Regions from separate parts of the Homo sapiens genome. Here all the other regions are linked to region 1. The links are chromatin loops, found by intact Hi-C in ENCODE. Cell type or tissue: mammary epithelial cell. All regions are shown on one strand.

Evidence for each region. A loop is a pair of places that touch in the nucleus more often than their neighbours do. Peaks named below come from ENCODE experiments on the same cell type or tissue, not always from the same donor. Only the 100,000 strongest peaks of a DNase experiment are listed, where the experiment ranks them.
Region 2: a loop joins it to region 1, with 9 times the contacts of the local background. A loop is called at or near these places in 99 of 110 quality-filtered maps.
Region 3: a loop joins it to region 1, with 9 times the contacts of the local background. A loop is called at or near these places in 18 of 110 quality-filtered maps.
Region 4: a loop joins it to region 1, with 14 times the contacts of the local background. A loop is called at or near these places in 55 of 110 quality-filtered maps.

Annotation. Positions count from the first base shown.
Region 1 is chr1:67,343,355-67,351,354 of GRCh38, forward strand. IL12RB2 (interleukin 12 receptor subunit beta 2) reads left to right here. Exons shown (of 17, transcript NM_001374259.2): 10 at 7,516-7,735. Among named protein-coding and RNA genes, the nearest start is that of IL12RB2, 39 kb to the left of the region's middle. In mammary epithelial cell, a CTCF peak has its summit at 4,511 (motif pointing right); DNase peaks (open chromatin) are centred at 5,017 and 7,657; H3K27ac peaks cover 1,395 bases.
Region 2 is chr1:67,497,599-67,505,598 of GRCh38, forward strand. No RefSeq gene overlaps it. Among named protein-coding and RNA genes, the nearest start is that of LINC01702, 21 kb to the right of the region's middle. RefSeq lists an enhancer at 2,688-3,191. In mammary epithelial cell, a CTCF peak has its summit at 3,032 (motif pointing left); a DNase peak (open chromatin) is centred at 3,013.
Region 3 is chr1:67,229,583-67,237,582 of GRCh38, forward strand. It overlaps IL23R (interleukin 23 receptor), which reads left to right. Exons shown (of 11, transcript NM_144701.3): 8 at 7,131-7,220. Among named protein-coding and RNA genes, the nearest start is that of IL23R, 67 kb to the left of the region's middle. In mammary epithelial cell, a CTCF peak has its summit at 4,574 (motif pointing right); a DNase peak (open chromatin) is centred at 1,189.
Region 4 is chr1:67,485,838-67,493,837 of GRCh38, forward strand. No RefSeq gene overlaps it. Among named protein-coding and RNA genes, the nearest start is that of LINC01702, 33 kb to the right of the region's middle. In mammary epithelial cell, a CTCF peak has its summit at 4,033 (motif pointing left); no DNase peak of the experiment used is centred here.

The DNA of each region.
Region 1 (8,000 bases):
TACAGGTGTGAGCTACCACACCTGGCCCATAGCTATTTTTAAGAGGAAAAATACTTTCAATGTTGAAGCCAAAAAGTACAGCCTAATCTATGAAATGAAAGAAAAACACCTGGGTATTGTTAAAACCACAAATGCAATAAAAGTAAAAAATGTTGCTTGATTACGAATAGCCCCAGGGTTGGATTAGGCCCCTTTACAAAAGGGGGCTTTTAGCAATCCTCTCCCTCAAACTTCCTTTCTCTTCTCCTTCTGTACTGTTTTATATTGTATTCTTTCCTTAATTAAGTATCTCAATCCATGATTCCAATATACTTCTTTTCTAGTTAAAACAGCATGTATCTTTTAAGAAGAAAACCACCTTTCATATATATATGAAAAAGATATGAGAACCAGGTAAAGCCACATCAACCGTTCTAGTTTCCTCTCTTAATTTCTTTAGCATCCTCTCATTATCTTGATCATAGCAAATCACAAACTTTTGAAATTTGTTTGAGGCCATGAGTCTGGAAGAGAAATATTCATGTTAAGCTCATTCATTTGCTCAAACAAACATATGAAAGCTCCTCTTTAGTATTAGACACTGTACTGCATAGCTGGGATATGAAAGTGAACAAGACAAATCCAGTCCTCATGTCCTGGAGCTCACAGTCCAGCAAGAGGACAGGAGTAGGAGCAGGATGCTGAGGACATTTGGGTGTTAGGGAGCAGTTCCAGGTTCAGGTGGAAGGATGATGGTTGAGCTCGCCTAGTGGAGCAGGGGAGTGGTGGGCAAGCAGAGAGGGACACCTCTATGGATTTGGCATGGAAAGGATTACTTTAGTGAAGCACTGTTCCACGGAAATATAAGCAAGCCACAAATGGGAGCCACATGCATGATTAAAAATTGTTATGTAGCCAAATTTTAAAATGTAAAAAGAAACAGGTGAAATTAATTTTAATAATTTTTTTTCTTTTTTGAGATAGAGTCTCCCTCTGTGGCCCAGGCTGGAGTGCAGTGGCGTGATCTTGGCTCACTGCAACCTCCGCCTCCTAAGTTCAAGTGATTCTCATGCCTCAGCCTCCCAGGTAGGTCAGATTACAGGTGTGTGCCACCATGCCTGGCTAATTTTTGTATTTTTAGTAGAGACAAGATTTTGCCATGTTGGCCAGACTGGTCTCAAACTCCTGATCTCAAGTGATCCTCCTGCCTCAGCCTCCCAAAGTGCTGGGATTACAGGCATGAGCAACGGCTCTCGGCCTAATAATACATTTTATCTAACCCAGTAGATCCAGAACATTGTCATTTTACCATGTAATCAATTTTTAAAATTATTTGGATATTTTATAACCTTTTTATCCTACCAAGTTTTCAAAAACTGGTGAGTCTACTAAGTGCCAGTATGGGCACATTGGTTAAGACTTCACCCTCCAGACAGTAGCACATCTTGGCTCGGACTAGCCATGTTTCAAGGGCTCCATGACTTCCTACAGCTAGGGGCTCCCTCCCATATTCAACAGCACAGCTTCTGTGTTTTCAGAGCAATACAGAGAGAGTTAAGAAAATTCGGACTGGGCATGGTGGCTCATGCCTGTAATCTAAGCACTTTGGGAGGCCGAGGTGGGAGGATCACCTGAGGTCAGGAGTTCAAGAGCAGCCAAACCCTGTCTCTACTAAAAATACAAAAATGTTAGCCAGGCATGGTGGCATACGGCTGTAATTCCAGCTACTCAAGAGGCTGAGGCAGGAGAATCACTTGAACCCAGGAAGCAGAGTTGCAGTGAGCCGAGATCACGCCACTGCACTCCAGCCTGGACGACAGTGTGAGACTCCATTTCAAAAAGAAAAAAAGAAAGAAAACTCTTAGTTCCAAAAGTGGGGAAAAGATTTAGTGTTTTTTATTTGTTATACGAAGTAATTCATTTTGACAAACAGCTACCCTCAAACCACAGAAGATGGAAAGAACGAGAAGATAGCAAGCCCCGTATACCAATTTACGGCACAGCCTGAGAGAGACTGTTGTGAAAGGAACAGCTTATTCAGTACATTCACTTTGTCTCTTTCTCCTTGTATCTCTCTCTCATATGCAGAATATTCCAACCTATATCACACTGCACTGAAGTGATGAATTCTTTGGCCTCCTCATATGAAAAAGCTTGTTAAAAGTAGAAAGTATTATTTGGGACCTGATTTATATTGATGTAGGACAAAGGTCTATTGTAAATCCCTAGTGAGGATTGGCTGCCAGGACCTTGGGGCATTTATATAATTATAGGAGCTATCCGATCTCAGAATCAATATTTAAATACAAAAGCAGCAGATGGCACAATTTAGATTGTTTCGTTGCAATATTCAACTCTATCTCCCCCTTCCCAATCCTGGCCCATCACAGGCAGGCACAGCATTTCCAAAGATATTTTTGGAAAGAAAGGGCTGCTTTTCCTTGCTTACTAGTCACACATGTTATGCCAGCTGAAAGTAGGGAATTTTGATTGGATAGCAGAATGTGGCCAGTGCAAAAAAATAAGAGAGTAGGTAGCCAAGAATTAACAGAAGATAGAAAGAGGAGATGGAAAGGGCATTTTAAAGTTTTGCTTTCATGAAAGTTTCTCTTATTTTTCTGTTTTTCTAGCTGCCAAACAAGATAGAAATCATTATGCCACGGTCACCACCAAGAGGTTTGACTATCAGTTAAGTCAGTTCAGTATAGCAGAACACTGGGGAGTATCTAGGAAGTGCTAGCATGGTCCAGCAGTTAAGAGTTCACCTCTTGGTAGAGCTGTGCCACCTGGGTTTGAGTTCCAGCTTCACTACTTATTGGCTGGATGTTCTTGGGCAAAGTGCTTAAACTCTCTGTTCCTTATTTTATTCATGAGTAAAGTGCAGATCACATGAAGTTGTGAAGATTAATGAAATCGTTGTGAAAAGTGTTAAGTTATTGTTATGAGGCAAACATTGTGCATGACATTGAAGGTGCTAGTGGGAAAATAGATCCTTAGATAGTTTCAATGGAGTGTTTTCTAAAATGTCCAGGTGAGGGTTGTCTATTTTTTTTTTTTTTTTTTTTTTTTTTTCGACAGGTTCTCACTCTGTCACCCAGGTTGGAGTGCAGTGGTGCGATATTAGCTCACTGCAACCTCTGCCTCCTGGGTTCAAGCAATTCTCCCACCTCAGCCTCTCAAGTAGCTGTGATTACAGGCATGCACCATTATGCCCAGCTAATTTTTGTATTTTTAGTAGAAAGTGGTTTCACCATGTTGGCTGAGCTGGTCTCAAACTCTTGACTTCAAGTGATTTGCCCACCTCAGCCTCCCAAAGTGCTGGGATTACAGGTGTGAGCCACCGCGCACGGCCAAGGGTTGTCTTTTGAATCACTTCATTTGGACTGGGGTTGCAAAAGGCAGTCATGAGTTTTAAAATCAAGATGCTCACAAAAACTTACAAATTACATGTATTTTGTAACCAACTGAATGGCATTGGTGAGACTTCCATATAGAACAGAAGAGTAAGCCAAGAGTCAAGATGACCTAGCTCTTCATAGACTGGTAGAAGAGTCATGTAAGTGTATTAGCAAAACTGACAATCATGATATTTTTATATTACTTTAGAGTAACTGAGAGAAGGGAAGTCACCAAGAGTCTTAACATGTGCCAAGCACTCTTTAAAACAGTTTACCTCCCTTAACTCATTGAATGCTCCAATAAGCCTACACTGTACATGACAGTATCCTTATTTTATAAATAAGGGCACTGAGGCTCAAAAAGGGAAAATAATTTGCCCAAGGTCATACAGCTGCTATGTGGTAGAGCAAGGAAGCAAAGGATCTGCTCTAATAAGAAAAAAATCAAAGTCAGCAGTATTCCAAAGCCAAAATCAAAAGAAATAAAAGCTGTGATTAATAGTGTTCAGATTCCTCCAGCTTTCTAAGGTCTAGATTATAGACCCTCTTCTTTGATACAGGCTAAGCGCTAACAGATTTTTTCTTTATTATTTGCATCAGGGGAAGTTCAGAAGTAGAGCATTACTTTATGAGAAGTTCAGTAAGTTTTTTAAATCTTAAGAAGACATGATTTATCAATTCATGGAGACACCCCTCCTCCAATAGATCTTTAATTAAAAATAAAAACAGATGCATTGCATTCTGAAATGTGTCAGATTTTGTCCTGTCATGGATTACATTTACCACATTTTTAATGCTGAAAGCTTTTTCAGGCAGCAGAACTCTTACAGTAGGTTTACTGAGAGAGCTGTTCACTCTTCAGTTCTCAGACAAAGCCAAGTCAGAAAGGCTTTCCATAATAAATTTAAATCATTTCCCACAGGTCAGAGCAGAAAGAAAATGGAAGGAGAGAGGCAATGGGACTGTGGTTCCTTTATAGCATATTCTTACCAATAGGAGAAGGTGACAATGACAGTAGGAACACTGGCCTGAGACCCATTCTTAGCACTGTCAGAGAAGGAAAAAGAGGTGGCAGGTCTTGGAGACACTCCCAGGGATGCAAGACACATTCTGGATACTGCGCACCGCTCTCACATCCACCAGAGGGCACTCAAAAATCTCACATTACTTTTCTGTGGGGACTATTTGAAACCGTTCCTTAATGTCCCCAAGCTTCAACATCCTCAAAATCAGAATGGAGAGTTACAAGGGCTAAATGGGACATTAGACATAAAACTCCTGGCTCATGGTATAGCCCAATAAATGTTGGTCTTTCCTTTATCATTCACCCAAACCAGCAGCACCAGCATACAAATAGGTTGATCTGGGAAGAGTCGGCGGGCTCCTCCGGTTTGCAGTCCTTCTGAGCTCACAGCTTGTCTCCTGTGACTCAGAACCTGCTAACTCTGGAAAAAAAGGGATTCTCGGTCTCCACCCTCCCCAAACTGATGAACTCATGCTGCCTGTTCGTGCTGCATGTGAGAATGTACCAAACCTCACAATTAGAGAAGTTGCTTTGCAATTTTGGGCTAGAAGGGTGACTGAGGATTTCAACTATGAAACACGGCTGCCCACACCTACCAGTTCATTGTCTCAGGCTTGTCTATATAGGGAGCAGCACGTCATAACAGAGGGAACATTGGCCTAGAAGTCGAGAGCTCTGGGCTCTGCGCCTACCTTCTTCATCTGTCCATTGAATGGCCTTAAGCAAGTCACGTCATGTCCCTGGGCCCCTGTTTTCCCACTTATAAAATGAATCATTGAATTAACTGTTAATCTGTAGATTCACTTCCAGTTTGGTGGTTCCTTGATGATATTCCCTTCCATCAGGACAAGGCATAATCCAGGAGTAATGGACTACATACACCATTTGCAAACTTTATGTTGCCTTAAAAAATTAAAAAAAAAAAAACCCTGAACTGATTATACTGTTTTCAGTTGCTTCAGGAGACTAAGTGGCTAAATATCTGTTTTCCTATTAGCTCATTGAAGTTTTTGTTCCATCGACCCTGTCAGACGAGTTAGGCTTGTTTTTCAATTTGATTAAGGAGACCAATTACCTAAGAAAGGATAATCGTTATTCCAAAAATTGAGTTTGACATCTTATATCAGCCTAACCCATGGGATACCATATTTACTTGTCCACCTACTTCCATCCCACTCCCACCTTTTCATTGATATTTTCAACTCTAAAATATGGGATGCGAAGGGGAAAATGTAAGAGTCTGGGTCCATGCCCTCTGGAAATCTTTATGATCCGTCAGAGCCACACCCCTATTTACTAGACTGCTGTGATCAGCTAGATTTTCACAGCAGTCACTATGCACAGCCATTGGATCCAAGATAACATTTCACCCCTTCCTTTAGCACTTTACTATTATATCAAATGAGATTTCTGGGATGTCTATGAAGGACAGTGGGAGGGAGATAATAAGACTGGTTTGCAATGTTAGCGTTGGACTGAAGCCTCTTGGGTCCCTGGCCAGAAATAAGAGTTTTGTGAGCTCAGTTAACTCTTGGGAAGTACCTTAGGGTTGGAAAACTTGGGGTGTGAGTGGAGGTAACAGTCCTATCTCTGGACTTGCAGAAGAGACACATAGGGAACAACGGAGTGAGAGATAGCTGAGGGGATGGTCTTCCCTTGCCAGTGTCTGCTTTATTGTTTTTCTCCTCTGACAAAGGGCATATTTAATAATAACAGTTTAGAACATCCTACTCTAAAAAGCACTTGCTTATTCTAATCCATACAACAGGCCTATGAGATCGGCTGCGACAGACATTTGAAATGCTGACTTTAGGGAAAGGCAGAATGTCCACACAAAAGGGCCCACAGCAACATGACATCCACCTCGTGCACTGACTATGGTTTAAGATCTAGTTTTGGGCCTTTTGGATCCAGAAGGGTCACCAGAATGGACCTGCATTAATCAAGCTTCCAGAAATGGAGATATAAAAACTAGATGCTCATGGATTAATTTCAGCAAGAAATGCAGCTGTGGGGCCAACCAGAAGGCTTGAGTCAGCAGATAGGAACATTCTCTCCCAGTATGCTAATTGTTTCAGAAGCCAAATTATAATCAGAAGGCCAATTTATTCACTTAAAGTGAAAAATAAAAATTATAAGTGAACCAGATGTTCATGTTAGCCCAGCCTTTCCTGACAGATAATCGACAGAGGAAACCAAATTATTAGAAGAGTGCTTGGTGAGCAGGGAACCCAGGCAAGGGGCATTTGCTGACTACAGTGTGTCTTTCAGCAAACACAGCCGGAGGCCCCCCACCCATGGAAGGGACAGCCTTGCCAAGAAAACTGTAGCACTTGAATCTGGTGAGCAAGCCTTCCTCACCTTGCATGAGGCATGGATGGGCACCGCCAATGCTAGACTTGACAACTCTCCATATTCTATGCTTCTGTTTCCCATGGTCCTTGTCAAAACAGGGTTATAATACAAATAATTAGTTCTCTGCTTACTTTCTGGGATTGCTCCCAAATGATCTCAATTGGAATTTTTGCAGTTCCAAAAGTTGTTAGTTACACGTTTATGAACAGTGTCTTAGTTTCCTAGCACAGATGGCTAATTCAATTCACTAAATGAAGATTTTACTAGTTTAGCTCTTGAAAATCTTCTGTTTGATGTCTTGAGCAGCAGTGCACCTTCTGTAGAAAAGGTTATATGTGTGTGTGTGATTTACAAATTTAGAAATGGAGACTCAGAGGGGCTGAGTGCCTTGCCCTTGGGCTGTGTAAACAGTAGAGCTGGAACTCAAATCCAGATCTTCTGAGTTGAGATTCTATACTTGTTCTATTGGATGTGACCAAGTTGTCTACTATTAGTAAGTTTCATTTTAAAGCAAAAAAGAAAATCAATGCGTTCTTAAGAATTATCTTTTAAAAACGTTAACTGATTTTTTATTTCCTAAATGGCAGGGAGGGGAAGGTGGGTATTGCATAAAAGTGTGTAGCAGGGAACATGAGATGATATGAACAAAAAGGTCACTCAGCTGTAGCTGCCTAGTACATCTGTACCCATGAGGTCCAGGCACAGAGCATCAGTGATCTTGTCTGGGAGTAAATAGTGAATAAATGTGTCTTGTTGCAGAATCTGAGTGTCTCAGAGGCAAGAGGAAAAATTCTCCACTATCAGGTGACCTTGCAGGAGCTGACAGGAGGGAAAGCCATGACACAGAACATCACAGGACACACCTCCTGGACCACAGTCATTCCTAGAACCGGAAATTGGGCTGTGGCTGTGTCTGCAGCAAATTCAAAAGGCAGTTCTCTGCCCACTCGTATTAACATAATGAACCTGTGTGAGGCAGGTAAGTTCTAATTTTTCTTTAACATTGCCTGTGGAAAACTGTGTCTTACTCATCTCTTATCTCCTGCAGGCCCAACCCAGGACCTAAAATGAGTAGCTAGGAGTTCAGGCTTTGGAGTCAACAGCTTTCAGAGGCTTTTTTTTTCTTTTCCAATCAGCCTATGAGTAGCCTTGGACAAGTAAATGAACACCTCTGAGCTTCAATGTCCTCCTCTCTAAAATAGGAATTATATTGCCTGTCTCATAGGTCATTTTGAAACTAAATA
Region 2 (8,000 bases), 150 kb after region 1:
AAGTATGATGGGTGTTGTGAAGAGGACCCTAAGTCACCTGGTGGTAAATGCCATAATAATGGCTAATAATAATAGTCACAGGCACTTGGCAAGTGATCACTGTGCAGCTGTCATCATGCTTCATGTAGATTATCTCATTTAATCTTCAAAGCAATTGGATGAATATTATCTCCACGTAGGGACATATGTCTGACTGCTAAACTTGTACAGCTCATGGTGGGTGGATTTTGACTTTCATCTTTTGGCATTAATGACTGTGTTAGACTGAATAATGTCCCTCCACTCTGTCCACCACCCAGTTCCACATCCTAATTCCTGGAGCCTCTGATATGTTATAATACATAGCAAATGGACTTTGAAGATGTAATTAAGTTGAGGACCTTGAGATGGGGAGATTACCCTGGATTAGTAAGGTGGGTCCAGTGTAATCACAGGGGTCCTTATAAGAGGAAGGCAGCTGAGTCAGAGAAAGAGGGAGAGGTGAGGATGGAAGGGAAGCAGAGGTTGGAGTGATGCACTTTGCAGATGGAGGAAGGGGCCATATGCTAAGAAATGCAGGAGGACTCTAGAAGCCAGAAGAGACAAGGAAATTGATTCTCCCCTAGAGCTTCCATATGAAATATAGCTCTGCCAACAGCTTGACTGTGGCCCCCAAGAACCATATCCATCTTCTGACCTCCAGAACGATAAGATGAATTTGTGATGTAAAGCCATTAAGTTTGTGGCATTTTGTTACAGTGGGAATAAGAAACTGACAAAGCAACTTTTTTGGGGACCTATCTGGCAACAGCTGGATGAAAAGCACCACATCAGAACACCAGGTTTTGTGTAGGAGGGCAAACCCCGTTTGAGAATCGTGTAAAAGATCTCCAGGCTGGGCGCTGTGGCTCATGCTTGTAATCCCAACACTTTGGGAGGCCGAGGTGGGTGGATCATTTGAGGTCAGGAGTTCGAGAACAGCCTGGCCAACATGGTTAAACCCTGTCTCTACTAAAAATACAAAAATTAGCCAGGTGTGGTGGTGCACACCTGCAATCCTAGCTATGCGGGAGGCTGAGACAGAAGAATCGCTTGCACCTGGGGGGTGGAGGTTGCGGTGAGCCAAGATCATGCCACTGCACTCCAGCCTGGGCAAAAGAGCAAGACTCTGGCAATAAAATAAAATAAAATAAAATAAAATAAAAAATCTCCAGCAAGGGGCATGAGTCTGAAAGCAAAAGGAGAATGGGAGGAGATGGGACAGAAGGTGTTGCGAGTGAAGGGACAAGTGGAACCAAACCCATCAGGCCCATGAGGCCCCCGTATGGGCCTGAGTGTGAATGAAGCCTGGAAGTTTGGGCTACAATCAGATCATGGAGCCTGACCTTCAGGCATGTCAGCCTCATTGACCAGGCACTGAAGAATCATTTGAGGGTTTTGAGGAGGACAGTAACTTAATCATGCAGTATTTTATAAAAATTATAGTATCTTCGCAAATTGAGGTGGTGAGATGACAGGGGCAAGGAAACCAGTTCTGAGGCTTTTTCTGAAGTCTGACCGATGTAATCCAAGTCTGAAGCAGGCTGGTGGCAGTGAGAAGGGAGCGGGGGAGAGTCTCCCTTCTATAAATCACACTAAGATAAAAGTTATTTATTTTTATTTTTATTTTTTTGAGACAGAGTCTTGCTCTGTTGCCTAGGCTGGAGTGCAGTGGTGCGATCTTGGCTTACTGCAACCTCTGCCTCCCAGATTCAAGCAATTCTCCTGCCTCATCCTCCTGGGTAGCTGGGATTACAGGCGCCTGCCACCAAGCCCAGCTAATTTTTGTATTTTTAGTAGAGACAGGGTTTCACCATGTTGGCCAGGCTGGTCTTGAACTCCTGATCTCCAGTGATCCGCCTGCCTCAGCCTCCCAAAGTGCTGGGATTACAGGGGTAAGCCACCATCCCTGGCTGAAAGGTTTTTTGTTGTTGCTGAGAGAGTCTCACTCTGACTCCCAGGCTGAAGTGCAGTGGTATGATCATGGCTCACTGCAGCCTCAATTTCCCAGGCTTAAGGGATCCTCCTGCCAAGGTCTACCAAAGTGCTGGGATTAGAGGTGTGAGGCATCACGCCTAGCCTAGATAGACGTTCTCGTACACAGCAGTTCTTCAAGTATGTCCCGGAGTGGTGTCCTTGAGATACTTTCAGGGAATTCTCAAGATTTAACTATTTTTTACTCTTACTCTCTCAGAGTACATAGTGGAGTTTTTCAGAGGTTACCTGACTTGTGAAATTGATAGGGACTCACTGCAAAAGGAAAATTCAGGTCTTTTCTTTCTTTCTTTTTTTCTTTTTTTTGAGATGGAGTCTCACTCTGTCGCCCAGGCTGGAGTGCTGTGGTGCCATCTCGGCTCACTGCAAGCTCCGCCTCCCGGGTTCAAGCGATTCTCCTGCCTCAGCCTTCTGAGTAGCTGGGATTACAGGCACGTGCCGCCACGCCAATTTTTGTATTTTTAGTAAAGACGGGGTTTCACCATATTGGTCAGGCTGATCTCGAACTCCTGACCTCGTGATCCACCTGCCTTGGCCTCCGAAAGTGCTCGGATTACAGGCGTGAGCCACCGCCCCTGGCTTAGGTCTTTTCTATTAAGACACACATTAAAGGGATTTGTAAAAAATGCATTTTTGGGGGGTTTTGGAAATTTTTTTTTTTGCAAAAATACTATTTATGCTAATATTTAATTATTTATTGTTGCTATTTTTAAATGGGTATATGTTTTAAACATTTCTCATTATTAATTTCTAATATGGTAAATATCTATATAACCCATATAAACAATAGCTCTTTGGGATCCTCAATAATAAGAGTATAAAAGAGTCACGAGACCAAAAAGTGTGATACCTACTGTTGGACATAAGTGCATTCACCTGCTGGATGGCGTAAGGGCTGAAGGCTTTTCCCCATGCCCCGCGAAAAGCAATCAGCCAGCCATCCTCACTCGCCCTGGAGGCCACGTAGCCGTGGCGCGTCCCAGGCTCGAGCTCCCTGGCCTGTGCTCAGAGCGCCCTCTACAGGCCAAGAGTGGATCCCACACCATTCTTGCTTGAATCTACTGCTCTGGCTGAACTTTTAGCCCAGGGGGAGTTTGAAGTTCGCGGCTGCCTGGCGCCTTGGAACAGGCGATAGGCAGCATCTACAAGCTTCATTTTCACAGGTGGGGGCTGCGGAATGGGGAAGCATCGTGCTGCAGTGACGAAACCACTAAACTGACCTGAATCTTGGTCCTGGCTCAGTCCACAACTAGGGTGGGGTCCCCTGACCTCCCTGGGTTTCAATTACTCAGGAGGAAACAACCCACAATGAACTAGCCACAAAGATCCTTCTGGCTCTAGCAGCCTATGATTCTAGGTGCTAATTGTCCCCACGTCTTACCTAGAGAAGGGGCTTAGTTCCCTGGCTACTGCCTTTCAGAGCTATCTTTGCTTTCGAGGTTTGGCTCAATAAGAATCTGACTTCAGGATGGGTCTTTGCAGTTATGGAGCTCATGGATTTTGTTCTTTAGCAAGTGCATTTTAAAACACCTTCTCAACACTTCATCGATTTATAAAGCAAATCATAAGAAGCTGGCATTGGCTCAAGCTCTGGGCCAATATATGCATTTTCTTATTTGAGCCACACCACAACCCTATTACCATTATTCCCACTTTACAGAGAGAAAAACAGAGGTCCAAGGAACTTAAGTAACTTGCCAAGATCCCAGAGCAACTGTATAGCAGAACGGGAATTCAAAACCAAGCAGTCTGGTTCCACACCCACAACACTATACCTAGCCCGGATAATAAGAGTTTGCATTTTTTAAGGTTTGCTGTGTCCCTGGAGATTTACATACATTATCTCATTCAATACAGCAATTCTACAAAGTAGGTATTATTATCTCAGGTGTTTTTTTTGTTTGTTTTTAGACGAAGCCTAGCTCTGTCGCCCAGGTTGGAGTGCAGTGGCTCGAGCTTGGCTCACTGCAACCTCTGCCTCCCGGGTTCAAACGATTTTTCTATCTCAGCCTCCTGAGTAGCTGGGACTACAGGTGCCGGTCACCACGCCCGGCTAATTTTTTGTATTTTTAGTACAGACAGGGTTTCACCATGTTGACCAGGCTGGTCTCGAACTCCTGACCTCGTGATCCAACTGCCTCAGCCTGCTAAAGTGCTGGGATTACAGGCGTGAGCCACCATGCCCAGCCTATTATCTCAGTTTTACAAGGAGGACACTTATTCTCACCCAGCTACTGAGTAGAATACTGATTTGAGATTTGACCTCTGGGACTGCAAAGCCTGTGCTGTTCATTATTATTCAGCACCATCTCTGTGCCAGGAAAAGATGAAGAACACCAACTGGGTCTTCAAGAAGCTTATATTATAATCTCCTTATGAGATAATAATGGTGACTGACATTTACTGAGAACTGTTCTAAGCCTTTACACATATGAACTCATTGAATCCTCACAATAACCCAATGAGATACAGATAATTACTATCCCAGTTTGCAAATGAAGAAATCATGGTACAAGGCAGGTGGGGTGCTAAGTAAATCACCTGAAATCCTACATTTGGTAAATGTTAGAGTTGGGATTCAAACCCAGGAAGCCTGGCTCTAATACTTGAGTTTTTAACCACTACATTATGCAAAGAGCAAATAGTTCCTGCAGAGACACAGAGGTCATTGACCAACTGAAAGAAGCTGTCTTCAACAGCTGAAAGAAGCAAGCCTGGTCTGCAGAAAGATCTCAATGTGGGAAGGAAGGTGTCGACCCCTCAGCCCCATTCCTTTTCAGTCCTGGTGTTCCAGCTGCCTATGAGACTGCTACATTTGAAAATTATTCCTTCTCAGCTGGGCATGGTGGCTCATGCCTATAATCCCAGTTCTTTAGGAGGCTGAGGTGGGTGGGTGGGTGGATTGCTTGTGCCAAGGAATTCAGGCTGGGCAACATGGCAAAACCCTGTCTGTACAAAAAATACAAAAAATTAGCCAAGTGTGGTGGCACGCACCTGTAGTCCCAGCTACTCAGAGTCTGAGGTGGAAGGATCACTTGAGCCCAGGAGGTCAAGGCTGCAGTGAGCCATGGTTGTGCCACTGCATGCTAGCCTGGACAGCAGAGCAAGATGCTCTCTCAAAAAAAGAAAAAAGAAAATTGTGCTTTTTCAAGTCTACATGCTAAAAGTGGAATTCAACACATTTCCCCCAATAGTTCTCTAAATGTCTCTTCCTTTCCAATAATGTCATTGTTCTCTCACACTAACAGGACTCAACTCTGATTGATACTTTGTTGGTGCTGAAAGATTCTGAGATGTTGTCCTGTCCAGCATCAGCAAGAAATGGTGATATGATCAATTCATTAATATTTCTGTCACTGTAATAGAAGGAAATGGCAGCCTTGCCATGAGTCTGCTATTTCTGGAGTGGGCTTTGTCCTAAGAAGTGTTAAGGAACTGGGTTCTGAGAACATGTGCTGACAGGTGCCAATATGAGTGAACAGCCAGTGAGGGCCATAGCTGAGAACATGGCTCTTCTTGCTGAGGCAGGTGCTGAGTCAAACTAGCCAGGCTAAGAGAAAATTCTGGATCAGAGGCATCAGTTTGGGGAACTAAACTAAGCTTACCAAGCTGGGGGAAGATGGCAGGGCCAAAGAGGAAAGACAGAACTCATGATTTCTTGGTCAGAAAGCCACGGCAGAAAAGCCTCAAGTCCGAGATGAGATAAGGCAAGGTCCAACCAGGTGCATTAGCTGGGATTTTTCTTGAGCTGTTGAGCTCTCTTCTCAAGAAATACAAAGCAATGGTGTCCTTTAACTGGGTAAGTTAGGGTTCTGGAATAAGCTCTCATGTGAATGAAATCATCCAGGGATAGTGAGTAGAAGAGAAGAGGTCAGTTGGGACTTAAATTTGCAAGTAGCAGTCCCATGTTGAGTGAGCCTGAACACAATGGGAAACTTGAAATGAGGATGGAGCTGTGACTGTCTTTTGGAGGCCAAGGGTGGGAATGTCATGGGCCATTAAAAGGCCGGGCAACTGAAACGTTGTGCCAGGGATTCTCACTGTCTCCTGTCTCTGCTTCTCTACACTTGTATGCATTGTTCTGTTCTCTCCCTGACAGCTTCCTTCACTTCTTAGCCTAACTTGATAGAATGAGGCTGCCTCTGGCTCCTAGCTTCTCATGCCATAGTTCCACCCAAAGAGCTTAACAAGATGTTGGGTCGTAGTTCCTAATTTTAAGGAGCAAGAATCTGACTGGCCCATCTTTGGTCAGTTGTCCACCCTGGGTCAATCTGCTAAGGCCAGGAAGGCAGTGCCAACATAACCTGTTAAAGGCTCATTCTCGTGGATATGGGAGAAGGAGAAGGATATTCCCAGGAAGAGGGATTAAGAGTTGGCCTGCAGGCCAGGAAAATACCCTAAATGTTATCTATTACAGGATCTAAAGATGGAGAACTGGAAAACACCAACATTCATTGGATGTCAGAGAGCAGAACCATAGAAAAAGACAAAGAATGTTTCTCCAGGGAATCAGGAGGAAAACTAACAGAAAAAATCATGGGTACTAAGAGAAAAAATCACGGGTACTAAGAGAAAAAATCACGGGTACTAAGAGAAAAGAGAGCTTATTTAAAGAAGAGAGGAGACATAAATGGTCAAATGCTATGGAGCAGTCAAAAAGAATGAACAGTATGAGAGACAATTTGATTACAGCAAATTAGTGCAAACTTTTTAGAAAACACATTAAGAAGAAAGTTGATGAGGAAATCAGATTTCTGTAGGTTAAAGAATGAGGTTGGTTGTATTTTTATAGGTAAATATAAAAATGTTAGTTTTAGTTGTGCTGTCAACTTTGGAAAAAGAATTCACCTATGCTATGTTAACCTGGCATTATTCAGAATTTAACATAGGCTTAGAAACAGTAAACTTTTTTCTCTGATCTTTACTGGGGTAATATGCTGTATTAAATATGTAAGATCTTATCTACACAGTTTAGATTACAGAAACTAAGACATAATCTCAAAACAATGTTAAAAAGGGGAGAAAAATAATTCAAAAGGCCAAGAAACATATGAAAATGTGCTTAACCTTACTTGTAACCACAGAAGTGTGACTAAAAACCACAAGGTAACACAACTATATGCCCATCAGATTCACCAAAATTAAAAAGTCTGAAAATTCCAAGAGTAGCAAAATATGAAACAATGGGGACAATTCTCAAAAACTGCCCATGGGGGCGCAGTGACTCACGCTTGTAATCCCAGCACTTTGGGAGGCCGAGGCGGGCAGATCACGAGGTCAGGAAATCGAGACCATCCTGGCTAACACGGTGTAACCCCGTCTCTACTAAAAAAATACAAAAAATTAGCCAGGCATAGTGGCGGGCGCCTGTAGTCCCAGCTCCTTGGGAGGCTGAGGCAGGAGAATGGCGTGAACCCAGGAGGCGGAGCTTGCAGTGAGCCGAGATCGCGCCACTGCACTCCAGCCTGGGCGACAGAGCGAGACTCCGTCTCAAAAACAAACAAACAAAAAACTGCCCGTGGGATAACAAATCAACACAGCCAAAAAGTTGCCAATTCAGGCCAGGCGTGGTGGCTTACTCCTGTAATCCTAGCACTTTGGGAGGATTGCTTGAGCCCAGGAGTTAGAGACAAGCCTTGACAAGATGACGAGACCCTATCTCTACAAAAAATTAGCTGGGCACGGTGGCGCACACATGTGGTCCCAGCTACATGTGTAGCTGGGGGCTGAGATTGGAGAATTCCCTGAGCCCAGGAATTCAAGATGGTGGTGAACTACCACCACGCCATTGCACTCCAGCCTGGGTAACAGACCCCATCCCATCCCCGCTCCCCCCAAAAAAGTTGCCAATTCACCTTACATTTGAGAGGTTTCCATTTGCATAGAACACATGGGGTCATAGCAACCCCCTTCAATTGTGCAAGGACGTGGCCTACTTGGGAAAACTGGGAGTTTTTGGGTAAGTTGGAGATTCACATAGCTTATTA
Region 3 (8,000 bases), 110 kb before region 1:
AACCTTCTAATCGTGCCTTGATCTTTCCTCTGAACAACCCCCATCCTGAAACTACATAGGGGCGGCCAGCCACTAGTCAGCTCGTTAGCATACAAAATGACCGTTACCACTTTGGGCATTCTAAGGATTTTAGGACTTGTATGCCAGAAAACCAGGATGAAGACACAATATGTACTTCGTAATATTATAGTAACCTGTTCACAGATTCCAGGGATTAGGACACGGACATCTTTATGATGCCATTATTTGTCCTACTACATCTCCCTACCTCCCCAACCACTACCACCAATTGCAGTTTTTACTAGTCAGGATGATTAGGTGTAAGCAAAATAAATCAAGGCTGGTTATCTTAAGCAGAAAGAGAATTATTAGAAAGGTAGCTGAAAATCAGTAGAAAGCCTGGCAAAATGGGCATGAACAGGATCCGAGTGAGAGCAGGACCCAGAACCACAGCCAAAATCACAGCCTAGGAAAAGTCTGGCGAGGACCCTGCAGCTGACGCTGATCACTGCCACTGCCTGCCCTGGTGCCACTGTCACTGTACCCTGGATACAGCTATGGTGCCCACATTGGATTCTAAGTGGTTTCTGGAAGCCCTATGTCAACCCTTCAACATTCACAGCCTGGGTGTTAGGGGAGGGGGCATCTGGTTGGTGAGGTTTAGGCCATTTGCTTGTAGCCCTACTGCCTCTCAGCTTTTTTAGGATGCCCACAAAGAAGTATATCCTAGTGCTGGGCAAATAAAACATGGCAAATGTCTGCTAGACTATACAGATTGGAAGATGCTATGCCTGGAGAGCAAGGGTGTACTTCTGAGGAATCTGTTGGCCACTGTGTAGACTTGGAAGCTGTCCATTCTTTCATATAGAGTTTTGCTACACTTTGACATCAGACCTTCTCTGTATGGTCCTTGTCATTTAGGAAAATTTCCTGGGTGGCTACTGCTTTTTGCCTTTTCCTCCTCTTATTCTTTCTTTTTAACAATGTAACTGCCATATGTAGATTTCTTACCTTCTCCCTACATACCAAGTACCTAAAGCCCAGGAATATAAGAAGGAAGATAAACCCTTGAATATGTCTGTGTGTACCCTGCTACCCTTATATACACCGCTGATACTATAATCCACTAAATGATTCATTGCTTGACTTGTTTTTCAAGGTGTGGTAATGAGTTTGTTCTGACACACCGTTTTCCCTGCCCTGGGCTTCTGGTGCCTATTTGATATGTTGGCATTAGTTTTGCCTTGCTAATTGACATACTCAACTCTTTACCCTTGGCCCGATAATGTTGAATTCTGACCACAGAGCTAAACTGGCCTGGCTTGGAGAAATGGCACTTAAGTGCTGTGAAACAGCTGAATTATTAAAAGGAGATGCGAAAGAGAGAAACCAAAAGGAGGTATTTGTGTTTTGAGAAAAATAGGAGGGAGGGTGGGGGCGAATCTCCAATGATTTAAAAAAAAACACATCCTTTGTCTCCTTTAATATGACTCCTCTTTCTTGAATATCTAGAACCCCTGAAAGGTCCAGAAAAGTCCATGTGTCTGCTCTAATCAAAGCCTTTATGATGCAGGCCTTGGTTACTGTGGCTTTGACATCAAGATTGGCAAGCGCAAAAGTAAATAAAGAAACCTTAGAGATGTCTATACCCTTTGGCTCAGTAATTCCTCTTGTAGAGATCTGGCCTTAAGAAATAATCAGTGGAAGGAAATTTATGTACAATGATATACATCCAAAACCTAATTATAATAGTAAGAATTTGGAACCAGTCTAAAAGTTCAACAATAGCAATAATTAGTGCTTATTAAGGTTTTATTTGTGTAAAACATGGTACTAAGTGCTTGATATGAACTGTCTCATCAAACCTCATGACCTCACTGCTTTTATCTAATTTTACAAATGAAGAAACTGAGTCACTGAGGGGTTAAGCAATTTGCCCAGGGCCATGGAACTCCATCTAGTAGAGCCAGGACTTGGACTGAGTTTCGTTTGAGTCTGCAGTTGGTGTTTGAAACCACCTAGCTATACAGTTTCTCAATAGGGGTAAGATTGAATAAATACAGTAAAACATGATGAAACATTAACTAGCCATAGCATGATGTTTTGAACAATTTTTAATAAAATGAGGAAATTTTTATTAAGTAATATTGAATAAGGCTGGGTGTGGTGGCTCACACCTGTAATTCTAGCACTTTGGGAGGCTGAGGCAGGCAGATCACCTGAGGTCAGGAGTTTCAGACCAGCCTAGCCAACACAGCAAGACCTCATCTCTACTAAAAGTACAAAAATTAGCTGGGCGTGGTAGTGTGCACCTGTAATTCCAGCTACTCAGGAGGCTGAGGCTGGAGGATAGCTTGAGCCCAGGGGGCAGAGGTTACAGTGAGCCAAGATCACACCACTGCACTCTAGCTTGGGTGATGGTGTGAGACTCTGTCTCAAAAGAAAAAAATTGAATAAAAAAGGCAAGACAAAACATTTATAAAGAGTATGATCTCCACTAGGCTACCAACATACACAAAAGACTGTTAACATTTTTTTTAAATAATAGTTTCTAGTTTGCAAACAAATATAAAATTGTATTATCTTCTCCATACCCTTCTATACTTTTCAAGCATCCTGTAATTAGCATGTATTACTTGTGTAATAAAGGAAAGTAGTCGGTTTTAAGAAGAAAATAACTCTACGCTAGAAGATTTAAAGCATCAGTGCTAAATGGGTTAGCACAGTAGGGCTTGTGGGGTCCAGAGCCCCACAAGGCCAGGCAGCCCCAACACACCATGGCGAGTCCTCAGTGGAGCAATGCTAAGTCTCATCCTGGGAGAGGCTGCTTGCAGGGCTGACTCTGCCTCCCACCCTGAGCCATCCTGCTGTGGAAGTGAGGTTATTAATTTAATGAGATCAGTGACCAGCACAAACTACATGTCAGAACTGGATGGGAATTTCCACTCTTCACCCTCTACCTAGGTGACTTTGAGCAAGTTATTTATCCTTTCTACTCTTTTGTTTCCTTATCCGTATAATGAGGATAATAATATTGTCTGTGTGATTGGGTTGTTGTGAGGATTAAATGAGAGAAAACATGTAAAGTTTAGCATGTTACCTGTGACATAATTAATACTCATTAAATGGTCACTTTAAAAGGATGACAAAACACACTTTGCCCCATGGTTGATGATATGGTTTGGCTGTGTCTCCACCCAAATCTCATCTTGAATTGTAGTTCCCATAATCCCCATGAGTCGCGGGAGGTAATTGAATGGTGGGGGCAGTTGCAGTCATGCTGTTCTTGTGATAGTAAGTTCTCATGAGATATGATGGTTTTATAAGGGGCTTTTCCCCCTTTGCTTGGCACTTATCTGGCCTGTTGTCATGTAAGACATGCCTGTTTCCCCGATCACCATGATTATAAGTTTCCTGAGGCCTCCCCAGACATGTGGAACTGTGAGTCAATTAAAATTCTCTTCTTTATAAATTTCCCAGTTTTGTCCAGGTGCGGTGCCTCACACCTGTAATCCCAGCATTTTGGGAGGCTGAAGCAGGTGGATCACCTGAGGTCAGGAGTTCGAGACCAGTCTGACCAATATGGTGAAATCCTGTCTCTACTAAAAATTCCAAAAAAAAAAAAAAAAAAAAAAAAGCCACGCGTGGTGGCATGCTCCTGTAATCCCAGCTACTTGGGAGGTTGAGACAGGAGAATTGCTAGAACCCAGGAGGCAGAAGTTGCAGTGAGCCAGGATCATGCCACTGCACTCCAGCCTGGGCAACAGAGGGAGATTCTGTCTTAAAAAAAAAAATCCGGTTTTGATTATGTCTTCATAGCAGTGTGAAAACAGACTAGTACGGTTGATGTAGAAAGAAGAGCTGAGGTGATGATTTGGCATCATCCTTAAAATACAGATGGAATACGTTATTGCTAAAACCAGGTCCTTTTGAGTGGATTTGATTAAACTAGCCTGGTGTTTTGGTAGGCCAAAAAATATAGTTGTTATGCTTTAAATTTTGTCCAACAATAAGAAACCATATTTCTCGTTTGAGATCACTCTAAATTCCCACAGGCACATTGTCTTCTTGTAAGACTAAAGTTTGGTGCCAGTGTGTACAAGTTATATAAAAATTCTTCCCAAATTAAAGATAATTTGGATTTTTTTTAGTATATTCAAGTATGTCCTGTGAGATTAATAGGCATAAGTTAATATTCTGTTGCAAGGATGGAACTGTCTCATTATGGACGTAACACCACAAACACCAAATACAGTAAGATATCATGAGGTTTTTTTTTTTTTTAGCAAATTAGGCAATGCACTGATGACAGAACTGATATAAAAAACAGTTTCCAGTCATAAAGGCTGTGTGTGTGTGTGTGTGTGTGTGTGTGTGTGTGTGTGTGTGTGAGATTCTGTGTTTGCTAATGCTTTTGTATGTTAAAATACTTGCAAATACCATAAAGCACTAATAGCAGGTGGATTAAAAGGATGGGATTAGGGATGGTTCTTTTTTTCTCCTTTTAATTTCTCCTGTTGAAAATTTTTCTGTACTTTAATTATCGCTTTTACAGTCAAAGATGTTAAGTATAATTTAAAAAGAAATGACGTAGCCACGTGGTGGCAGTATTCCATGAAGAATGTAATCTACATAGCTTTGTTTCAGTCCTATGTCTAACATTGGCTTGATTTCTTCTCTGACAATTTTGTTTATAAATTGTCTTATTTTAGATAACTGATTCCTTGTGAAATTTCCCTATGAGGATTAAGCACCTCTTATAAGTGACTTTAATTTAATGCACCTGTTTGATTTGGAACTATGATAACAAATAGACTCTAAAGGAAGATTGTATTTATTCCCTGTTAGGGCTAATAAAACCCTAGTCAGATATGAAAATTGTTTTTATATGATGCAAATTAATAACTGAATGAAGTTTCATTGCCAATAACTACCTGTAGTTTATACAACAGAATTACATTAACCTGTATTAAAAGCCAACAACACCATATATTACTTTTAAATTAAAAATGCTAATTTTAAAATAATAAAAGTGAAAACAAAAATACTACAGCAGCATATGCTATAAGCCCATGATTTTGCTAAATTGAAAATTGTGTTACCTTTTAATGTAGTATTTTTACTCTTTTTTTTTTTTTTTTTTGAGATGGAGTCTTGTTCTGTTGCCCAGGCTGGAGTGCAGTGGTGTGATCTCAGCTCACTGCAGCCTCTGCCTCCTGGGTTCAAGTGATTCTCCTGCCTCAGCCTCCCGAGTAGCTGGGACTATAGGCACCTGCCACCATGCCTGGCTAATTTTTGTATTTTTAGTAGAGATGGGGTTTCACCATATTGGCCAGGCTGATCTTGAACTCCTGACACCCTCCTCAGCATCCCAAAGTGCTGGGATTACAGGCATGAGCCACTGCAACTGGCCAGTATTTTTATTCTTAAAATTTCAAAATAATGGAGATTCAGACTCCTGCCTGAGCTCCCTGCAAATGAACATTGGCCTGTAAAGATAGCACTTTAGATGAATAAACCTGACTGTTGGCCATCAGGGCATAACCTTGTTCCCTCAGAGTTTGGTGGAACCATATACCCATGGAGCAAAAGAGACTTAGCGAGGCATTGAGAAGCCAAAAACAATTTCTGATTTGTCACAATTCCGGGTGAAACATTTTCCTCTTGCTGTAGAGAAGCCAGGACAAAAAACACGGGAAATAACTTTTGGCTTTTCTGATGTTTTCATCTTCTAAAATCCCTCACCCACTGTTCTCAGAAAACTACCCTCCTCACGCTTATGCCTGCACCCAGAGCAGCCTTTTTTCTTTTTTCTTTTTTTTTTTTTGTGAAATGGAGTCTCCCTCTGTCACCCAGGCCGGAGTGCTATGGCACGATCTAGACTCACTGCAGCCTCCACCTCCCGGGTTCAAGTGATTCTCCTGTCTCAGCCTCCCAAGTAGCTGGTATTACAGGCACGCACCACCATACCTGGCTAATTTTTGTATTTTTAGTAGAAACAGGGTTTCACCATGTTGCCCAGGCTGGTCTCAACTCCTGGCCTCAAGTGATCCACCTGCCTTGGCTTCCCAAAGTGCTGAGATTACAGGCATGAGCCACTGTGTCTGGCCAGACCAGCCTTTTTCAAAAATTTCTGAAGCCCCGTAGAAACCTTTTCATTGGAAATGTAGGACACTTTTCTCAAAGACAGTCACATGGGCCACACTACTCCTTATACAAGCCTGTGATATCTCAGCCTCAAGTTGTGATTTCTCCCTGCCCCCAAAAGTAATTTTTTTAAAAGAAAAATTTGAGCACTGAAATCAGAGTGACGGAATACACAGGGCTTGAAGCAATCTCAGGGATCCAAGGCTTAGAGCCATCTTCAGAAATGTCTTCTGCCAGTTGGGAGAATTGTGTCCTTGAAGTCACTTCTGTCAGCTTTTAATTATCAGGAAGGAGGAGACTGGCAAGGCTGCACCAGGACCCCTTTGAGTTCAGACTGAAAGTTAGGTACCAGGGTTGCTCACCCCACCCTGGTCAGAATCATTCATTAGCAGTTTCCTGACAGCCTTTATAACTAGACCAGGCTGCCAGGAAAAGAAAAGAGCAGAGAGAAGTCATTGGTGACATCCCACCCAGGTGTTACAACACCAAAGTGCCTGCTAACCAAAATTAGGTTTCTTATGAGGAGCCAGGAGAAGGTGAACAGCATCCCAAAGATTGTGCAAAGGCAAAAGTGACACATCTTGGGGACCCTCAAGGAAATCTGAACCTTATTGCACCATCAATTGCAAGGAATCAAATAGAGATTAGTTATCATGCGTTTTTTCTGGCTCAGTAAAATAAAGCTCTTTGGTATTTGCTGCCTAGAAGCCTCATGAAATTAGTGGACACACCTTGAAGTTTTACAACCTAGGTAGATTATAGTTGCCCTTGCAGTGTTTCCTCCTTTGAGATTTACCCAATTAAATAAAAAGAAGAAGAAAAGACACATACTCGAAGACTATTGCTTTTATTCCACCCTTCAAGCCCATTAAAGTTATTGGTTTACTTTAGTCATCTCTAAACAAGGGAAGAAACTCCGTTGGGAAATTTGGCAAGCAGAGTGCAAAATGTAAGAAACTGACACTCTTTCCTTTTGGTTTAAGTTCCCCAGGTCACATCAAAAGCATTCCAACATGACACATGGAATTCTGGGCTAACAGTTGCTTCCATCTCTACAGGGCACCTTACTTCTGGTAAGAAAATACAACTTAGGCTTTTTGAGTAGTCTTTTAGTAATTGCCCATTTTAACCCATCATACTGAAAAAATCACATCAGGTGTTAAGTTTCTGGACAATAAGATATGCCTTATGTCTTCCATAGGAAAATAATAGACAAAGTACAAAGATCTGCTTAAAACTGAATGTAAGAAGTGGCTTAGGTGGATTTTGCCGGCTTTTGCAATAGATTGTATACATTTTTTAAAATTTTTATTTATTTTATTTTATTTTTTGAGACGAAGCCTTGTTCTGTCACCCAGGCTGGAGTGCAATGGTGCAATCTCGGCTCACTGCAACCTCCGCCTCCCAGGTTCAAGCGATTCTGCTGCCTCAGCCTTCTGAGTAGCTGGGATTACAGGCATCCGCCATCACGCCCAGCTAATTTTTGCATTTTTGTAGAGACGGGTTTCACCATGTTAGCCAGACTGGTCTTGAACTCCTGACCTCAGGTGATCCACCCACCTCAGCCTCCCAAAGTGCTGGGATTACAGGTGTGAGCCACCGCACCTGGCCACATTTTTATTTTAATAGCTGCTAGGGCTCAAGACCCAAAAACTTCTTTCAAAACAAATTACTTACCTATCTTGTGCTAGGACTTGTCTAGACATCTTCTTCAATCTTTAAAACAACCCATGAGATAAGTGTTACGCATCTATTTTATAATGAGGAAACTGAAACTTAGAGTAGTTGAGGAAACTTTTCAAGGTCATAGAGCTGCTAAGTGACAGACTAAAATTCAAATCCTTTTCTTTCAA
Region 4 (8,000 bases), 140 kb after region 1:
AGAGAGGGCCTCTCTGAGGATGTTAAGGATTGGATTTGAAGGATTGGACTATAAGGGATAGAGAAGCCAAGGGAGAATTCCAAGCAGAGGAAAATGAATTGTGTAAAGCTGAAGTCAGCCCAGGCAAACTGAAATAAACTAACCATGCTCTGGGGGAGTCTCCAGGTCCCCATCTAGACTGCTTTCCCCAGAAAGAATCCTTCTGCCCCAGGCCCGGTGCTTCCTGGTGCTTCCCTTTGTTTGATCCCAACATGCCCCTGGTGAGAGTTTGAGAACTCATTTTGTCGGGATCTGCAATTCATTTTGGGTCTCATCCTTCAGCTGTATCTCTGAGGCAGGCTAGCACGTGTTCATCAAGAAAGGAGGACACGGCTGGGCATGGTGGCTCACGCCTGTTATCCCAGCACTTTTGGAGGCTGAGGTGGGCAGATCACTTGAGGTCAGGAGTTTGAGACCAGCCTAGGCAACATGGTGAAATCCTGTCTCTATTAAAAGTACAAAAATTAGCCAGACATGGTGGCACATGCCTGTAATCCCTGCTGCTGGGGAGGCCGAGCCAGAAGAATTGCTTGAACCTGGGAGGCAGAGATTGCAGTGAGCTGAGATGGCGCCACTGCTCACCAACCTGGGTGACAGAGCAAGACTCTGTCTCAAAAAAGAGAAAGAAAGGAGGACACTTTGGGACTTGGGGACCCTACCCTTTTATTTTAGGACAAGCAGGCCTTGGTAAAGCTTACTGTTACAAATTCTTTAGGTTTTCTGGAGCCAGACTGCTTAGGTTAGAGTCCTAGCTCTGATACTTGGAAGCTATAACTTTGGGCATATTACTTAACTGCTCTGTACCTGAGTTTTTTATCTGTAAAGCAGGCCTTTAAAAAACAATCTACCTCATAGGATTATTGTGAGAATTTAATAAGTCAATGTTAGTTAAGTGCTAGAGCTAAGTACCTATCACATAAACATTCAACAAATGTGTTGCTGTCATTGTCACAGGTAAGCTACTGTACCCCACTCATACCTCAGATGGCAGTGAAGGTGGGGATATACACTCCCTGGGCAGGGTTCTCCCTGAAGTCAGGGTATAGCTTGAATTACATACTTTAATTCAGAAGCCATTTTTATACCAGGCTTGGTTGGACACTTTACTTACATCATTGGCTTTGATCTTCCCAACAAACTTAAGAAGAATTATTGCCCCCATTTTATACACATAGTAACTCAGGTTTAAAGACATCAACTGACTTACCCAACCCCGTGAAGCTACTACTATTCCTAGGCCCATCCCTGAGATCCTGATCCAGTAGGTCAAGGTAAGGTCCACGAATCTGTATTGCAGTTTCTATCCTCCACTCCTTCCTCCTGCTTCCAAGTTCTTTTTCTTTTTCTTTTTTTAAAAATAGAGATGGGGCCAGACACGGTGGCTCATGCCTGTAATCCCAGCACTTTGGGAGGCCGAGGCAGTCAGATTACCTGAGGTCAAGAGTTCAAGACCAGTCTGCCCAACATGGTGAAACCTTGTCTCTACTAAAAATACAAAAATTAGCTGGGCATGGTGGTGGCTGCCTGTAATCCCAGCTACTTGGGAGGCTGAGGCAGGAGAATCACTTGAACCCGGGAGGCAGAGGTGTGCCAAGATCACGCCACTGCACTCCAGCTTGGGCAACAGAGTGAAACTGTGTCTCAAAAACAAACAAACAAACAAACAAAATCGAGATGAGTTCTCACTATGTTGCACGGGCTGATCTCAAACTCCTGTTCTCAAGCAATCCTTCTGCCTCGGCCTCCCAAAGTGCTAAGATTACAGGTGTGAGCTACAGTGCCTGACTCCACTTCTCAACTTTGAAAAGAGTGACCCCTTTACTATACGTTGGATAACTTTGGCCTAGATGATCTCAAAGGCTCTCTCTGTCTGCAAAGTCTGTAAAGATGAGAAAGTCCATATATGCAAAGCGGACAGTTTAGTGAGGAAGGCAGTTAATGTAAACATAAAAACATGTTTTTAATAAGTGAACTAATCCAGTTCACACCACTGGTTCCTTGATACAGTCATTCTCTAACAAGCAAAATGGGGCTGAAAGTATGCTGAACTGATGTAAGGTGTGCTGAGCTTTGACAGGTTCACTGCACCTTCACAGAGTACCTTGGACCTTTCACAAATACGTGTTCTGTTCATCCTCTCATCTTAGAGGTATCCAAGAACAGGACCTCGTCTTCGAGGTACCACCACTAGAGATAGCCTTCCCAGGGGCTGCCAGCTTTAAACTCTACAAAGCCTATGACATCATTTGGAATCAAAGTGGAAAAGTCATGGTAATAGTAGTTGTAATCAAATCAGTTAGGAATCTTTTGGTGACACATGTCAGAAAATCCAACCCAAAAATGACATGACCTAAGCTGGGCACAATGGCTTATGCCTGTAATACCAGCATTTTGGGAGGCTGAGGTGGGTGGATCACTTAACGTTAGGAGTTCGAGACCAGCGTGGGCAACATGGCGAAACCCTGCCTCTACCAAAAATACCAAAAAATACAGCCGGGTGTGGTGGTGTGTGCCTGTAGTCCCAGCTACTCTGGAGGCTGAGGTGGGAGGATCGCTTGAACCTGGAGGCAGAGGTTGCAGTGAGCCGAGATTATGCCACTACACTCCAGCCTGGGTGATGGAGTGAGAGTTTTTCTTAAAAAAGAAAAAAAAAGAGGCTGGCACAGTGCCTTGTGTCTGTAATCCCAGCTACTCGGGAGGCTGAGGCACGAGAATCACTTGAACCCGGAAGGCAGAGGTTGCAGTGAGCTAAGATTGTGCCACTGCACTGCAGCCTGGGTGACAGAGCGAGACTCCATCTCAAAAAAAAAAAAAAAAAAAAAAAAAAAAGAAAAGAAAACAGTGGAGGCTCTTGCTGAACGTAGAGTAAAGGAATGTTGCCAATAAATTTCAACAACAAACCTTTGAGCTCTTACTATGTGCCACACTCTGTGCTAAGCACACTAGGTGCATGACCCCATTTGATCTGTATAAATGACTCAAGAGGGATGCATTCAGATTAACCTCATATAATGGACGAAGAAGCCAAGGCTCAGAGACGTTAGGTAACATGTTCAAGGTCACATAGCTAGTAAGTGGTAGAGCTGCGTTTGAGCTAGTTCTCTCTGATTCAACATCTATTCTTGTTCCATTTTATGAAGCTGCCTGGGGCATCAGCTTCCTCTAAGGCATATAGACTGGAAACATCAGAGTCTTTCTCAACATTTCTTCTTCATTTTCTACATCCAGTTAGTCATCAAATTCAGTGGATCCTACTTCCACCAGGTTTTGTGCTGTCTGTTTCCATGTTTGGTTCCCATTGCCACTGCCCTAGATAAGGACTTGGTCACTTCTTCCTGGACTATTAAAATAGTTTACTCTTTTCTCAGAGACTCCACACAGGTGGTCTGAGAGTCATTTTAACTTACAAGTTCATACTTAAAAGTTAGAGTCCTGGGCGAGGCACAGTGGCTCTTGCCTGTAATTCCGGCACTTTGGGAGGCCGAGGTGGGCAGACAGCTTGAGCCCAGGAGTTTGAGACCAGCCTGGGAAACATGGTGAAACCCCATCTCTACTGAAAATACAAAAATCAGCCAGGTGTGGTGGCACGTGCTTGTAGTCCCAGCTACTTGGGAGGCTGAGGTGAGAAAATCCTTTGAACCAGGGAGTTTGAGGCTGCAGTGAGCTGTGATCGCGCCACTGTACTCCAGCCTGGATGACAGGGCAAGACCCCGTCTCCCAAGAAAAAATAAATAAATTTAAAAAATTAAAATTAAATTAAATTAATTAAAAATAAAAATTTTAAACAAGTTAGCATCTCATGAAAATCTGTATTGTTTGGCTTTCCCTGAAAAATGGAAAAATCTGATAACACTGGACTCATAATCTACATGGCAGCATTGGCTGGAACTGAGCAGCGGCAGCCCACTGATGAGAAGGTATGTGTGGTTCAGTTGACCAGGTACCTATTGCAATTTTGTTCCTTGTCTGCCCTCTGTAGGCATCTGAGTGTGCAAACCTAGTAGTTAGTCTCTCCCCATTTAAACCCATCCTCCTGTAGACCCTGCAGTTATCTTCCTAAACCATGATCTCAGTATTCTGAGTATTTCATACTCAATTTTCAGATCATATTTATTTATTTGTAGAGACAAGATCTTGCTCTGTCCCAGGGTGCTGTGGTGTGATCATAGCTCACTGCAGCCTCAAACCTCTGGGCTTACCCAATCCTCCCATTTCCGTCTCCCAAGTAGCTAGGACTACAGGTGTGTGCCACCATGCCCAGCTAAGTTTTTAATTCTTTGGAGAGACAGGGTCTCATTATGTTGCCCAGACTGGTCTCAAACTCCTGGCCTCCAGCAATCCTCTTGCCTTGGCCTCCCAGAGTGAAAGAATTACAGGTGTGAGCCACCGTGCCCAGCCGCAATTTTCACATTTCATAGTTCCTCATTGACTACAGATTCATTACACACTTGGTCCCAATCTACTTTTCCAGGCCTATCTCCAACTGTGCCCACATGTCCTCTGCTTCAGCCACATCCTTCTAGAATCTGCTCAACACCCCTTCTCCCACAGGGTTTGCTCAAGCCTCATTCTCTGGGCCTCTAATGTGCTTTCTTGGTCCTCTCTGTGCCTCCTCAAATCCACTCTTTGAATGATGCCCACATGACTTTCAATGACCAGTTTGATTCCTACCTCTTCCAAGAAGCCTTGGGTCTTTTCGATTTATTTATTTGTCTATTTTTAAATTTGAGACAAGGTCCCACTCTGTCACCCAGGCTGGAGTGCAGTGGTGCGATCACAGCTCACTGCAACCTCCGCCTCCCGGGTTCGAGTGATCCTCCCACCTCAGCCTCTGGAGTAGCTGGGACGACAGGCACATGCCACCACACCTGGCTATATTTCTTTGTATTTTTGGTAGAGACATGGTTTCGCCATGTTGCCCAGGCTGGTCTCAAACTCCTGAGCTGGGATTACAGGTGTGAGCCACTGCACCCGTCCCATGTTTTGTGAATTTTACCACATCTGGGGAAAAAGAGTGAGCTAACGTCTATCAGGCACACAAAGCAAGGCATGGGGTTGGGGTTTGATAGGAGGTGGGGAGGAGATTTCTGGTAAAGAAAGCAAGGTTGGGAACCAGTGAGGTAGCTCAGAAAGGCTGGTGTTATAAAGTGCTTGAGGTTGCCGGGGGCAAGGCCTGGGCCTCAGAGCAGCCAACTAAGGTTCCAGAGGCAGATGGGAAGCACATAGCCTTAGAAGCCCTTCCCAGTAGCTCAGACTCTGTCCTGCAGGGAATGGGGCACTGGTAACAACTTTCAGGAGGCCTGCAATGTGCTATGAGTGTGCTTTTTCTTCCCCTTTTTCTGTTGAGACAGGGTTTCACTCTGTCACTCACAGGCTGGAGCGCAGTGGCATGATGATGGCTCACTGCAGCATTGACGTCCTGGGCTCAAGTGATCCTCTCACTTCAGCCTCCCGATTAGCTGGGAACACAAGTGTGTGCCACTGTGTCCAACTATTTTTTGTTGTTGTTGGTAGAGATGGAGTCTTGCTATGTTGCCCAGACTGGTCTTGAACTCCTGGGCTCAAGGGATCCTCCCACTTTGGCCTCCCAAAGTGCTGAATCACCACACACGCTCAAGTGTGCTTTTTAAGAAAGATCAAGCCTTCCAGTGTAATTTAATGATAAAAAAAAGAAGGAAAGATCAAGCTTATTCCCTTATGCAGGAGGGTAAAATTAGCAGAAATGTGGAGACAATAAGGAAATTATTTTAACAAGCCAGGTGAGAGTTAGCAAGGAGCTGAGAATGTGACCATCATCACATGCTACAGAGCAGGATATCTATGTCATTTTTGTTTGTTAATTTCATTCATTCATTTAAAAATTCTTTTAATGAATGAAAGCAGGTTTCCATTTTGTGCCAGGCCCATTATTTGCTGGTGCTGAGGACATAGCTGTGGACGACACAGGCATGGCTCTGGTCGTTCTAGAGCAGACAGTGTGGCCAGGAAGGCAGACAATAAACTCATGATGATACAATTGATGAATTACAATTGTGAGAGGTGTTATTAAAGGACAAAGTCAAGGTGCTAGCTCCTGCTGTGACTTGCACACTGCCCTGCAGTCAGACAGCCCTAGGTTCAAAGCCTGGTTTCTCTACCACTCAGGGGAGAGGCCTAGAGCTAGTTTCTCAGGCTCTTCCAGCCTCGGTTGCCTCATCTGAAAAAGTGGGTAGCAACAGCATGCACCCACAGGGTGGCTAAGAAGGATTAAGCTTAGCACTGTAGATGGAACTGTCCACGAGTGCCTCACAGGCAGCAGAAGCTCAAGAGGGGTTAATTGACTCTTCCGCAAGGTGGGCACGATAAATCCTGGTTGGATAGAATCATGTAATTAACCTTGAACCCATCAGTCCCTGGCAATGTGACTGAAGATCTTGAGGCATGCTGATCTGAAGCATATAAAGTAGCCAGTTTCTGCCGGGCGCAGTGGCTCACGCCTGTAATCCCAGCACTTTGAGAGGCTGAGGTGGGCAGATCACTTGAGGTCAGGAGTTTGAGACCAACCAACCTGGCACATGGTGAAATCCTATCTCCGCTAAAAATACAAAAATCAGCCGGGCATGATGACACGTGCCCATAGTCCCAGCTACTAGGGAGGCCAAGGCAGAAGAATCGCTCAAACCCAGGAGTAGGAGGTTACAGTGAGCCGAGATGGTGCCACTGCACTCCAGCCTGGGCAATAGAGTGAGACTCCATCTAAAATAAATAAATAAGTAAGTAAATAAATAAATAAATAAAGTAGCCAGTTGATCTGTGAATAAGCCCTTTAGAAAAGCTCATTTTTGAGAACAGCAGGTCTGCTTCAACATTGTGAAAAGTGCTAGCCTCCCTCTGTTCCACCCTCAACCCCCAAACAAGGCTTCTGCCAGGCATGTAGGAAACAGCCCTGGGTTTTGGTTTCTCCCAACGGTTCATCCCCTAAGGGGGAAGACATTCCCTGGCATATTAAAAAATATCCCTTTTGCAGGGCGTGGTGGCTCACACCTGTAATCCCAGCACTTTGGGAGGCGGAGGTGGGTGGATCGCCTGAGGTTAGGAGTTCGAGACCAGCCTGACCAACATGGTGAAACCCCGTTTCTACTAAAAATACAAAAGTAGTCGGGTGTGTTGGTGCATGCTTGTAATCTCAGCTACTCCGGAAGCTGAGACAGGAGAATCACTTGAACCGGGCAGGCAGAGGTTGCAGTGAGCCAAGATGGTCCATTGCACTCCAGCCTTGGTGACAGAGCAAGACTCTGTCTCAAAAAAAAAAAAAAAAAAAAAAAATTCCTTTTTTGACCTTCAGAGGCCAATGTGTCCATATTCTTTGTAACTCCAGTGGAATTTATATCTGCCAAGGTCTTTCTCTTAGAAGGTTCAGGCCTAGTCATAAACACCCTTAAACACTTCTGTCTTCATCCAACAGGCATAGATTGAATATTTGATTGACATGTGCCAGTCACTGTACTAGGTGCTGGGATTATAATACAGAAAATAATGAGACCCATCCCAGCCTCAAAGGCATCCTAACCTTGTGGGACGTTAGAAACATAAATGAATCAGTGCTATCTTTGTTTTAAGGGCTAGAATCAAAATTGCACAGGCCATAGGGTGAGTGCACAGAGGCAAACCAAGGCACCTTGCCTCGGGGAACATTCCAGGCTGTCAGACCAAGACCAGGCTCTGGTATCTAGCTCTTGATCTGCTGCTTGATGATAATAACTGTTACTTATTGACCACGACTATGCCCAAGTCCGTTATTTATGAATCAGAAGATTTCACATTGAAATTTTGAAAACAATTACAAGATAAGAAAAACAGCTCTAGGTTGGGTGTGGTGGCTCACGCCTGTAATCCCAACACTTTGGGAGGCTGAGGTGTGGATGGCAGGGTGGATGCCTTGAGGCTAGAAGTTCAAAATCAGCCTGGCCAACATAGTGTAA